Regions from separate parts of the Homo sapiens genome. Here region 2 is linked to region 1. The links are chromatin contacts, found by Hi-C or POLR2A ChIA-PET in ENCODE. All regions are on one chromosome and are shown on one strand. Each heading gives the region's core, a stretch centred on a gene start or an enhancer-like site at or near the end of the contact. The rest is flanking DNA. Distances are from core to core; before and after follow the strand shown. Region 1 holds the start of BROX (BRO1 domain and CAAX motif containing). Region 2 has its middle 16 kb from the start of LBR.

The links. Hi-C counts contacts between places; a loop is a spot of excess contacts on that map. ChIA-PET counts read pairs that join two places held with the same protein, here RNA polymerase II (POLR2A). Pooled maps may share reads with other maps.
Region 2: a map of naive thymus-derived CD4-positive, alpha-beta T cell shows a loop between it and region 1 (6-fold over the local background). The contact joins the enhancer-like site here to the promoter of BROX in region 1. A Hi-C loop is called at or near these places in 1 of 168 maps with a recorded cell type or tissue (naive thymus-derived CD4-positive, alpha-beta T cell), 1 of 37 single-sample maps with no recorded cell type and 8 of 50 pooled maps. POLR2A ChIA-PET finds 5 or more read pairs at or near these places in 1 of 52 experiments (activated T-cell).

What each region holds. Positions count from the first base shown.
Region 1 is chr1:222,710,426-222,715,906 of GRCh38, forward strand. It overlaps BROX (BRO1 domain and CAAX motif containing), which reads left to right and starts at 2,139. Exons shown (of 13, transcript NM_144695.4): 1 at 2,139-2,517; 2 at 5,259-5,375. The coding sequence starts at 5,275. It overlaps AIDA (axin interactor, dorsalization associated), which reads right to left and starts at 2,066. Exons shown (of 10, transcript NM_022831.4): 1 at 1,783-2,066. The coding sequence starts at 1,892. RefSeq lists enhancers at 1,834-2,748, 3,117-3,336 and a silencer at 1,947-2,166.
Region 2 is chr1:225,441,772-225,446,464 of GRCh38, forward strand. No RefSeq gene overlaps it. Among named protein-coding and RNA genes, the nearest start is that of LBR, 16 kb to the left of the region's middle. RefSeq lists enhancers at 2,865-2,934, 3,435-3,484, 4,380-4,693 and a cis regulatory region at 3,039-3,578. Within about 2 kb of position 3,265, at least 31 of the 41 ENCODE cell types and tissues checked have a DNase peak (open chromatin) inside an H3K27ac peak, as active enhancers do.

The DNA.
Region 1 (5,481 bases), core at 889-3,388:
CCTTTGTAATTTCAATTGGACATGGTATTCTTCACTTTCCATTGTGAAGTCGGCTGCCCAGTGTCAACAGCTGCTAGGTCTCACCACCTCACAAGTAAGAGATGGCTTTCTATTTCAAACTATGCAATATTAGTTAATATACAGAATGGGTATACATAGGTGCTTACTAATTGGCTACAGTATGGAAGGGTGTGTTCTCCAGTAATAAAGAAAATCTTATCATTTGTCTAATTCACTTACAGAATTACTCTCTCAGTACATCTTAAGCACTCTGTAGTAGAGACAGGATTTGGATTTTCTTTTTTAAATCCCAGATTTCAGTGGTATCAGCTTGTGACCTGAGTAATCTGTTTAACCTGAGCTTCAGTTTTCCTCATTTCGTAAAATGAGAATAATTATATTCTCACTGGGTTATTGCAAGAGCAAATGAAATCATGTGAAAGTGCAAAACAAATGCTAGTAGTTGTTACACATCGCAAAATGGCTCAGAGCACGGGTTTTTGTCAGAGCTTTTTGAAGCTACAGGCGATTCAAAGTCAGTACCTACACATTTAAATTATCTTAATAGATAAAAACAAATAACTATTGCGGGGAGACGATAAGAGTTTAGATCTTCCAAGTACCAAGCGTATATTCTTGCCAGAAATCGTTGTGTGTCGGGGGCGGATGGGGGGTGGGGGAGGCCGGGGGTATTCTACTCATACGTGGTTTCATACTCAGTGAAATCTCAAACAATAACTTGCTTTAAACAGAGAATAATTAATGGCGAGTTTGCAAACAATAGCATTTTGGCAGACAGTTCTTAAGTTCAGTAAAATGTGCAAAAACCTAAGCAAGGTTTTATGTGTATATAAATCTTGTCTTTTATTTTTTAAGACAACCCTGAAGTTTTCTGTGGAAACCAGAAAGGGCAAGAAATTGGTCTTAGGTTGCTCAAGGAAACTGGTACTCACTTGTACCCTGCGGCTATACATTATATACAGGAAAAGGAGGAGGGATCCAAGGAGGGCGTGGAGCTCCTGTGCGTGGTCCATTAATTCACATTTTGCTCTCTTCGGTTCACATCCTGCGCGGACTCCACCCAAGGCAACCGAGCGAGGGGGTGGGTGGGACTCACAGCCTACCAAATAACAGTCCCAGAAACCGAAACGAAATCGAGGTGGAATTCTGAAAACACGGCTCACCAGAAAGAGGGGTGGAGAAGGAGCGCGAGAGGAGACCCTTCTTTTGGCAGAAGAGGTATCCCTGGCCCTCGTTGCTTCCTGGGCTCCCCCCCATCCCCTCAATCGCAAACAGTTCCCTCCTTTCCTACGCATGGAAGAAGGAAGACACACACAGAGCAAGGCCACTCATCCTTGGAACGTGGGCGGAGAACACACAAGTATTCCTCAGAGAATTTCAAAAGGAAATCGAGGAAAAGCAACCTGGGAGAGGAGGAGGAAAGGAAACTGACTGCCAAGTGGGGGACCCGCGAGACGGTGGAAAGGAACTAAGCAGATAGCCTGCTGGGGCCTGCGCCCCAGGAAAGAAGGGCTACCTGTTGAATGGAACTGTCCCTGCGGAGGCGGAGAGGGAAGAAGGCGAGTCACCCCAGAGAGCGGAGCCGTTGTCCCTAGAGCAGCCTCGCTGGGGCTGGTGGCGAGGGATCTCAGCCCCAGTGCCTGCGGAGCCCCACCCTGAGAAGCCTTGGCTGCAGATACGGTGATGAGAGACACCGACAGAAACAAGGGAGAGGCGCACGACTGGAGCCGGTCTGGCCTGCTCCCGCGGTTAGTCACTCACATCTGATACTCGTCTATCGCCTCCACCAGCTGGCCCCAAGAGTCGAAGTCGGCGCCTCTCCTAAAACTGGCGCCCCAGCGCTGCAGCAGACTCCGGGTCACCTCCGACATGGCCGGTCCCCACCCCGTCCCCTCCCGCCCCTACCCCAGCAAGGCCGGGTTCTAGGGCGCCATCCTCCCCCGGCCTGGCCCCGACATTAACAGGGCCAGGAGGAACCGCTACGGCCACCACCGCCACCCGCCGAGGAGCCGCCCAAGCCCATTTGCCGCCACAGCCAAACTTTGCGGCTCCAAAGCGACCGCCCCGCCGAGACCCCGCCCCCGAGGCCCCGCCCCGGGTTAGGTTGAGGCCGCCCCACTGCGCCGAGGGCCGCCATCGCTATTGCGGCATTCTCCCTCGGCTCCGGAGGTAGGGGCAACTCTTCTCTTCCTGTCTGGGAAAAAGACCATAGCTCAAAAGGAAGGCCGAGGGAGAAGTTAGAAAGGGATGATGAACGAAGCGTTTTGAGGGGACTGCAACGCCGCGGCAATACCCGCCCCTGAGCTGCGCGCACTACCGCCTCGGTAGCTATCATGGCCGCCGGGTCACGTGACTCCGGCTTGGCGCCGTCCTGGTTTTCCGTCACCCTGGTTCTGTAGTCTCGGTTCTCCGACTCCCTCTTTTTCTCGCTTGTGGACTCCGATATATTGCCCTTCTTCCCTTAGAAGAACTGCTGAACCGACTCTGAGAAATTTGGTAAGTATGTCAGAGGATGGGTGTTTCTCAGTAATATCCCCCGCTACTTCCCCGGAGTCTCAAGCAATAGGATCACCCCCTTTTACATTAGTCTCCATAGACCCCTGGACAGTGGACCAAAAGTCTCCTTCTAGTGCCTTGAAACAAACGACAGAAAGAAAATCCATATTGGTCACCACAAATCAGTGGCATTAACAGCTAGATCCGCTGAATCCCCTTGCCCCGCATCTCCATTGGTCATTGGAGAGCTTATAATACAAGCTAAACTGGGGTTCGTTCGGCCGTTGTCTGGCCACCTCTCCCGGGTTGACAGTATCGGCTTTCCACAAAAATGCCTGTTTGGAAAGAGGGGAACTCAAGTGTTGGCGCGTGCGCACGGTCGCCGCCCGCTGCCTCGAACGGGACTGGGCACGGGAGGAAGAGGCTGGGTGGTAAACAGGAAGTGGGCGCTCAGAGCTCGGGGGCGGCGCTCAGGTAGGTTCCTCTGGGGACTCGGGGCTTCCGGGGTGGGGGTCCCTTGTTAGGAGCGGGAGTCCTCTTGTGGAAGTGTGTTAGCTTACAGCTTCGATCCGAATGTTGTATTGGTGGCTCTAAAGGCACCCTTGTCCCTGCGGGTGGGTGTGTCGTTCTTCTATCCCACCCTAGGAACTCCCGAAAACTGAAGACCGCCGGGTCGCAGAAGGGGAGAAGATGGGGCAGGGGCAGAAACCCTCTTCTTTCCTGAAGTAAAGATTCGCAAAACTTCAGACATTTTCATCCAGGAAGTAGGAGGCCGCATTAAAAGAAGTATTTGTGGAAGATTTCGCAGCCTCAAGTGCTGAGTGTGATATTATTTGTAGGCACATAGATGCTGTATTAGGCTATCGGAATTTATATGGAAGATGTGTAGAAGATGATATTTTCTGAAATAACTCGTTAAATGTTTTGAGTCCTAAATAAACCTGCTCAGTTTTTCGTTGGGTACACACTGTATTCTCTATTCATTAAGTATGTGGTGCTCCTCAAAACCAGCTTTGTCATGAATAAATAGCATAAAGGAAGCACTTAATGTAGGCATTTCATACACTGTACAGCCACCATTATTTTCTAATACTAGGAAAAGTCGATTGTCAGAATTTTTTAGTGCCTTCAAATTAAATGAACCTTATCAGAATTTTTTCTCAGTTACTTCCTGGAATCTAATTGCCATGTTTAGGTCTTCGCCTGGGCTTTCTCCTTATTATCTGCTGCACTACCTACCCAAGGACATTTAGACAAGACATGCTGCTTTTTTTTTTTTTTTTTTTTGAGACGGAGTCTCCCTCTGTCGCCCAGGCTGGAGTGCAGTGGTGCCATCTCGGCTCACTGCAAGCTCCGCCTCCTGGGTTCTCCTGCCTCAGCCTCCCAAGTAGCTGGGACTACAGGCGACCGCCACCATGCCCGGCTAATTTTTTTTTTGTACTTTTAGTAGAGTCACCGTGTTAGCCAGGATGGTCTCGATCTCCTGACCTTGTGATCTGCCCGCCTCGGCCTCCCAAAGTGCTGGGATTACAGGCGTGAGCCACCGCGCGTTTTTTTTTTTTTAAGTAGAAGGCATGGAACTTAATTTTTTTTTTAAGTTGGCATCTCACTTAGGTGGTGTTCCAAGTTTTTGTTTTTTGTTTTTTTTTTCCTTTTTCCTTTTTTGAGATAGGATCTTGCCCTGTCGCCCAGGCTGGAGTGCCATGGGGAGATCAGGGCTCACTGCAGCCTACGTCTCCTGGACTCAGGGGATCCTCCCTCCTCAGTCTTCCCAGTAGCTAGAACCACAGGCGTGGCTACCATCCCCGGCTGATTTTTGTAGAGACCGGGTCTCACCATGTTGCCCAAGCTAGTCTCAAATTCCTGAGCTCAAGCGATCCACCCACCTCGGCCTTCCAAACTGCTGAGATTACAGGCATGAGCCACCATGCCCAGCCCAATGTTTTCATTTTATAATAGAATTTATTGATCAAGTATTGTATTACATTTTTATTTTAAAAATATTCTTTAGGTATTTTTTGGAAAGTACATTTTATTGTAGAACACATGCTATAACCAATCCACTGTTGTCAGCAATATGTCGGAAATACAGCAGTTAACTTAAAACGTATTACAAGTAGCCTTAGCGATATAATCAGGGTTACCATTTGAACCCGTTTTGGAAATTACGTTCATCTGGTCCTGTGCCCTTTTTACTTGCAGTTGTCCAACCAAAATCTAGTACTTTGCTATTCAAAAGTGTCTGGGGACCAGCAGCATCAGCATCTCAGGTCCTGCCCCAGGCTATTGAATTAGAGCCTGCATTGGACAAAACCACCCACCCCCAGGTGATTTTTATGTATATTACAGTTTAAACATTACTGCTCCTATATATGTATGTTAACATTGAAGTTATTGTGGGCAGATTTTCAAATGCTCTTCTGCTTTTTTTTATAGGCCTGATCTGAACATAGACCACCATAAATAGACAAAACATAACCTGAGGCCGGGCGCGGTGGCTCACGCCTGTAATCCCAACACTTTGGGAGGCCAAGGCGGGTGGATCACTTGAGGTCAAGAGTTTGAGACCAGCCTGGCCAACATGGTGAAACCCCGTCTCTACTAAAAAAATAACAAAATTTAGCCAGGCTAATTTTCGAATTAAATTTTTATACTATTGAAATAAATTGTTATGCTATTTACCTTGTTTATTAAATATTTTATATTTAATTTTTGTATATTTTTTACTTTTTTGTCTATAGAAAACATCTGGAGAAAATGACCCATTGGTTTCATAGGAACCCATTAAAAGCCACAGCTCCTGTGTCTTTTAATTACTATGGTGTAGTCACTGGCCCTTCTGCTTCAAAAATATGCAAGTAAGTTTATTGATTGAACCACTCTTAGATGCAAGGTACTTTTTTTGGTTCCATGGCAATACAGAAATATGTAACACACTGTTTCTAAGTTTGTTATAAATTTATA
Region 2 (4,693 bases), core at 2,015-4,514, 2.7 Mb after region 1:
GAGTAATTTATAATCCACAAGCAGGGATGATAAGGCAAAGACATAAAAAATGGAGGATTTTTTTAAGTAGTTGGAAGTTGGTGGACACTCCCGGGCAGGCTTTACACTTCCAAGGCAGAAGTCTGAGTTGCGTGTCCTGCTCTTGGCCTGGGCAGATGGTGCACAGCTCAGGAACCCTTCTAGAATGTCATTACTGTGTGCAGATAAAACTGAAAGCAAAGGGGCTGGAACCCTTTCCGTTTGTTCTGCACCTGAAGGAGTTCAGAGAGAATAAAACAATATCTGGGCCATTTTTTTTTTCTGTTTCAAGTCTCTAAACAGAAAGAACAACAACAACAAAAAAAAAAACTGATTTGTACGGGAATCACTCCAGGCATGACAGGATCAGGAGGTACTTTATCCTGAGGTTCCTCTGAGCCATTAATTGCCATGCTGAAGGTGAAGAAACTGAAAGAATGGTTGAATGACCTGCTCCGGTTGACACAGGGAATGAGTGCCTTCTCCTCTGCAGAAGGAGGAACACCCTCCACCATGATGCTCTCCAAAACACCTGCACAGAGCACCCTGCTGGATGCCAGAGCCCTGTGAGGGCTTCCTGGTGCAGGTGAGGCCCGGCACAGCCAGCAGAAGGACTTATCCTGGCTAACAAAGACTTGTGTTACATGTCCCCCTTCAAAACTGGTGCCACATGTCTGTGTGACCTACCTGCTGGCCTCTCACTGCTAACTGAAGACAGGCACTATTTCCCCACCATAGTGGTCTTTTTGTCCTTCTCATGATTTATTGGATGCATAAAACAAACACATGAGCTGGCTCACACCTGTAATTCCAGGACTTTGGGAGGCCGAGACGGGCAGATCACGAGGTCAGGAGTTCAAGACCCATCTGGCCAACATAGTAAAACCCCATCTCTACTAAAAATACAAAAAATTAGCTGGGCATGGTAGCAGGCACCTGTAATCCCAGCTACTCAGGAGGCTGAGGCAGGAGAATCCTGTGAACCCGGGAGGCAGATGTTGCAGTGAGCTGAGATCACGCCACTGCACTCCAGCCTGGGCAACAGAGCAAGACTCTATCTCAAAACACACACACACACACACACACACACACACACACACACACACACACACGGAGGGCCAAAAAAAAATGGTAAGGAAGAAGAAGAATGGAGGCAGAAAAGATGCCACCCTGGAGAGGTGACCTGGCTGCTGTGGTAACGTGGACATGCTCAGCGCGTTTCAGGACTGTTAGGTTTCAGGGTCTGCCCACCTGCCTCTCCTGAGAGGGGGGCGACAGAGAGCTGGCTGCGTGCAGGGCTCTCCTGGGAATCTGGGCTCTCAGCCAGGCCACCCCACAGAAGTGTTCAGGGGCAGGGAGTTGTATATCCTGGAATGACTATTTAGAAAGGATATAACAGAGGGGAGAGAAAAATAAGGAAATGTGAGGAGTTAGGTCAATGCTTGCCCCTTCCCACGGGCCCACCCATGGTAACGCTGTGGCTCGCTGCAGGCCAGCCAGTATCTGGGAATACAGAGACGCATGATAGTGTCTTTCTACTCTGATTACAACTCCACTAGGTGCCAGCATTTTGCATGCAATCGCTCTATTAATCCTTTCAATGTCCTTGTGAGATAGGTCCATTTATCCCCATTCCACAGGTGAAGAAACTGAAAGAATGGTTGAATGACCTGCTCCGGCTGACACACGGAGTGAGTGGCTGAGCTGGGAAGAGAGACCAGTGGCGTGTAACTCAGAGTCCACGGTGTGTGATGTATGAAGGACTAAGAGAGACCAGTCAGGAGCAGCCGGAATCCCATCTGGAGCCTAAAGAGTTGTCTTTGGTGTAGAAAGTGTCTACCCCACCCCTAATTATATATCCAGTGAAGGCTGTTGCTTAACGTGGCTGTTGGCTCATAAACTGTAAGCACTATGAGAGCAAGTCTTTTCATCTGTGACCTCGATGTCCCCCTTGGTGCCATGGGCTGTGCCCATGTGCGCTAAATACACATGATCAGCCTATTGCTGTTTGGCCAGCTGTCTTTTTTTTTTTTTTTTTTTTTTTTTTTTTTGAGATGGAGTTTCGCTCTTTTTGGCCAGGTTGGAGTGCCATGGTGCAATCTCAGCTTACTGCAACCTCCACCTCCTGGGTTCAAATGATTCTCCTGCCTCAGCCTCCCAAGTAGCTGGGATTACAGGCATGCACCACCATGCCAAGCTAATTCTGTATTTTTAGTAGAGATAGGGTTTCACCATGTTGGCCAGTCTGGTCTCGAACTCCTGACCTCAGGTGATCCGCCTACCTCTGCTCCCGAAGTGCTGGGATTACAGATGTGAGCCACCATGCCCAGCCACCCAGCTGTCCTTTTAGGACACTTTCTGTACTCTCTGTAATAACAGAAGTCCCACACCAGGGCTGACTTTATAGAACCCTAGTTCCAAACTCTCTTAGTTCTGTCAGGAAAGCATTTGCATTTTTTTTTCTCCCCCGAGACAGGGTCTTGCTCTGTCACCCATGCTGGAGTGCAGTGGTGTGATAGCTCACTGCAGCCTCAAACTCCCCCAGCTCAAGCAATCCTCCCACCTCAGCCTCCCAAGTAGCTGAGACTACAGGCATAAGCCACCACACCTAGCCAGAAAAACTCTTTCTTTCTTTCTTTCTTTTTTTTTGAGATGGAGTCTTGCTCTGTCACCCAGGCTGGAGTGCAGTGGCTCGATCTTGGCTCACTGCAATCTCTGCCTCTCAGGTTCAAGCAATTCTCCTGCCTCAGCCTCCCAAGTAGCTGGGATTACAGGCATGCGCCATCACGCCCAACTAATTTTTGTATTTTTAGTAGAGATGGGGTTTCACCATGTTGGCCAGGCTGGCCTCGAACTCCTGACCTCAGGTGATCTACCAGCCTTGGCCTCCCAAAGTGCTGGGATTACAGGCGTGAGCCACCGCACCCGTGCCAGAAAAGCTTTTTTCTTAATAGCTCCCCTGGGAACCTCAGTTCTACCACCGAAGGTATACAATCACTCCAACAGATAACAAATCGACATTGTCGTGCATAAATGTAGAGCTGATCCGTATTTCATGTCAAAGGCCTGGACTGTGTGAAATTGGCTGGTATTTGTTCCAGAAGCACTTGTTCATGTTGAAGATGGGGCAGTTCTGAGTGGGTTAGCAGGCTGACGAGCTTGGCTCAGAAGCCGCTCACTATTGTTTGGGCTTTGCTTTTGACTTCACATCCTGAAATAAATGGTCGTTGCAGACCAGGCACGTGAGCAGGAAGTGGGCAGGGCTTAAAACACAGAGAAGTCATAACCTCTGCGGTTTGGTTCATGTTGTAATATGAAAACCAGGAAGCTTATCTTGCAGGAGGCTGATGTGTAAAAGTTCAGAATGGAGTGGAGCCCTCCCTCTTGGCACCCTATGCGCGGAGTCACCCTTTGTCTGCCACAGGAAGCACCCAGGTCCTGGCAGCTAGAAAACTGTAACAACTTGGAAACATTTCCCAAAATGTCATCATGGCATCAAAATGAGACAATCAATTTCTTGCAAAATTGTTTGCAAGAATACAATTTGATCAAAAGTAGAGTTAGACTTTTTTTTTTTTAAGACAGTTTCGATCTTGTTACCTAGGCTAGAGTGCAATGGTGATCTCTGCTTACTGCAACCTCTGCCTGCCAGGTTCAAGCGATTCTCTGCCTCAGCCTCCTGAATAGCTGGGACTACAGGTGTGCGCCACCATGCCCAGCTAATTTTTGTATTTTTAGTAGAGACGGGGTTTCACCATGTTGGCCAGGCTGGTCTGAAACTCCTGACCTCAGATGACCTGCCTGCCTCGGCCTCCCAAAGTGCTGGATTGTAAGCGTGAGCCACTACGCCCAGCCGAGTTAGACTTTCTCTAAGAACAGCCCCTCTGTGTGTTTTAACTTAAGTGAGAAACAACATGGGTGAGTCAGTGGTTGAAGGCAAGAGAGACACGGGAGAGACACTGATGCCCTGTCCATCCCTTCTCTGGGCCTCAGGGCATTCCAGCAGGTAGAGAACTCCACCCTCCTGCCTGCCTATCAGTCTGCTTGGTCTTGAAAGTCTGCTGCACAGAGTGGGTAGTGGCCATCTGAATCAGTGCTAACACAAAAGCTAGACAGCAATGCTTACAGGCTAGCCAGGAAAATGTTTTTACCAGAAAATTGCTTGAGAAGAGAACACAGAGTTTCAGTAGGGACATGACGATTGAGGATGGAAATGCTTGGTGAAGCAGAACATCCTGGCGTAGCCACAAGAAAACACAATAACCTTAAGGCAGTCACTCGAAGGCATCCTGGAGCCCCAGGCAGGGAGCATTTCACTTCACCAAGGCGTCTGGGGCCATCAAGTGGGAGAAAAAACTGAAGCCTAAAGCTCCTGCTACTGCTCTCTGAGCTCCCAGATCCCTGTACCTGACACCTGCCACACCTGGCTCGGCAGGTAACTAAGACTGGAAGAACCAGATGAGGAGTGGCTCTGCCACACTTATTTGAGAAAATGTCTGAGTAGTATCTGTCCAGCTAGGTCTTCCTGAGTTTCCCATGGCTCTTAAAGATTAGACATCATTAACTGAGTTTCCCAGCAGCACACCTGCCTGAGGTAGATTACAGTGTGGACTATTCCCTGTGAGAAGCTTCCTGCAGCATAGCGCCAGGGAAGGGCTAACCAAGATCGTGTCTT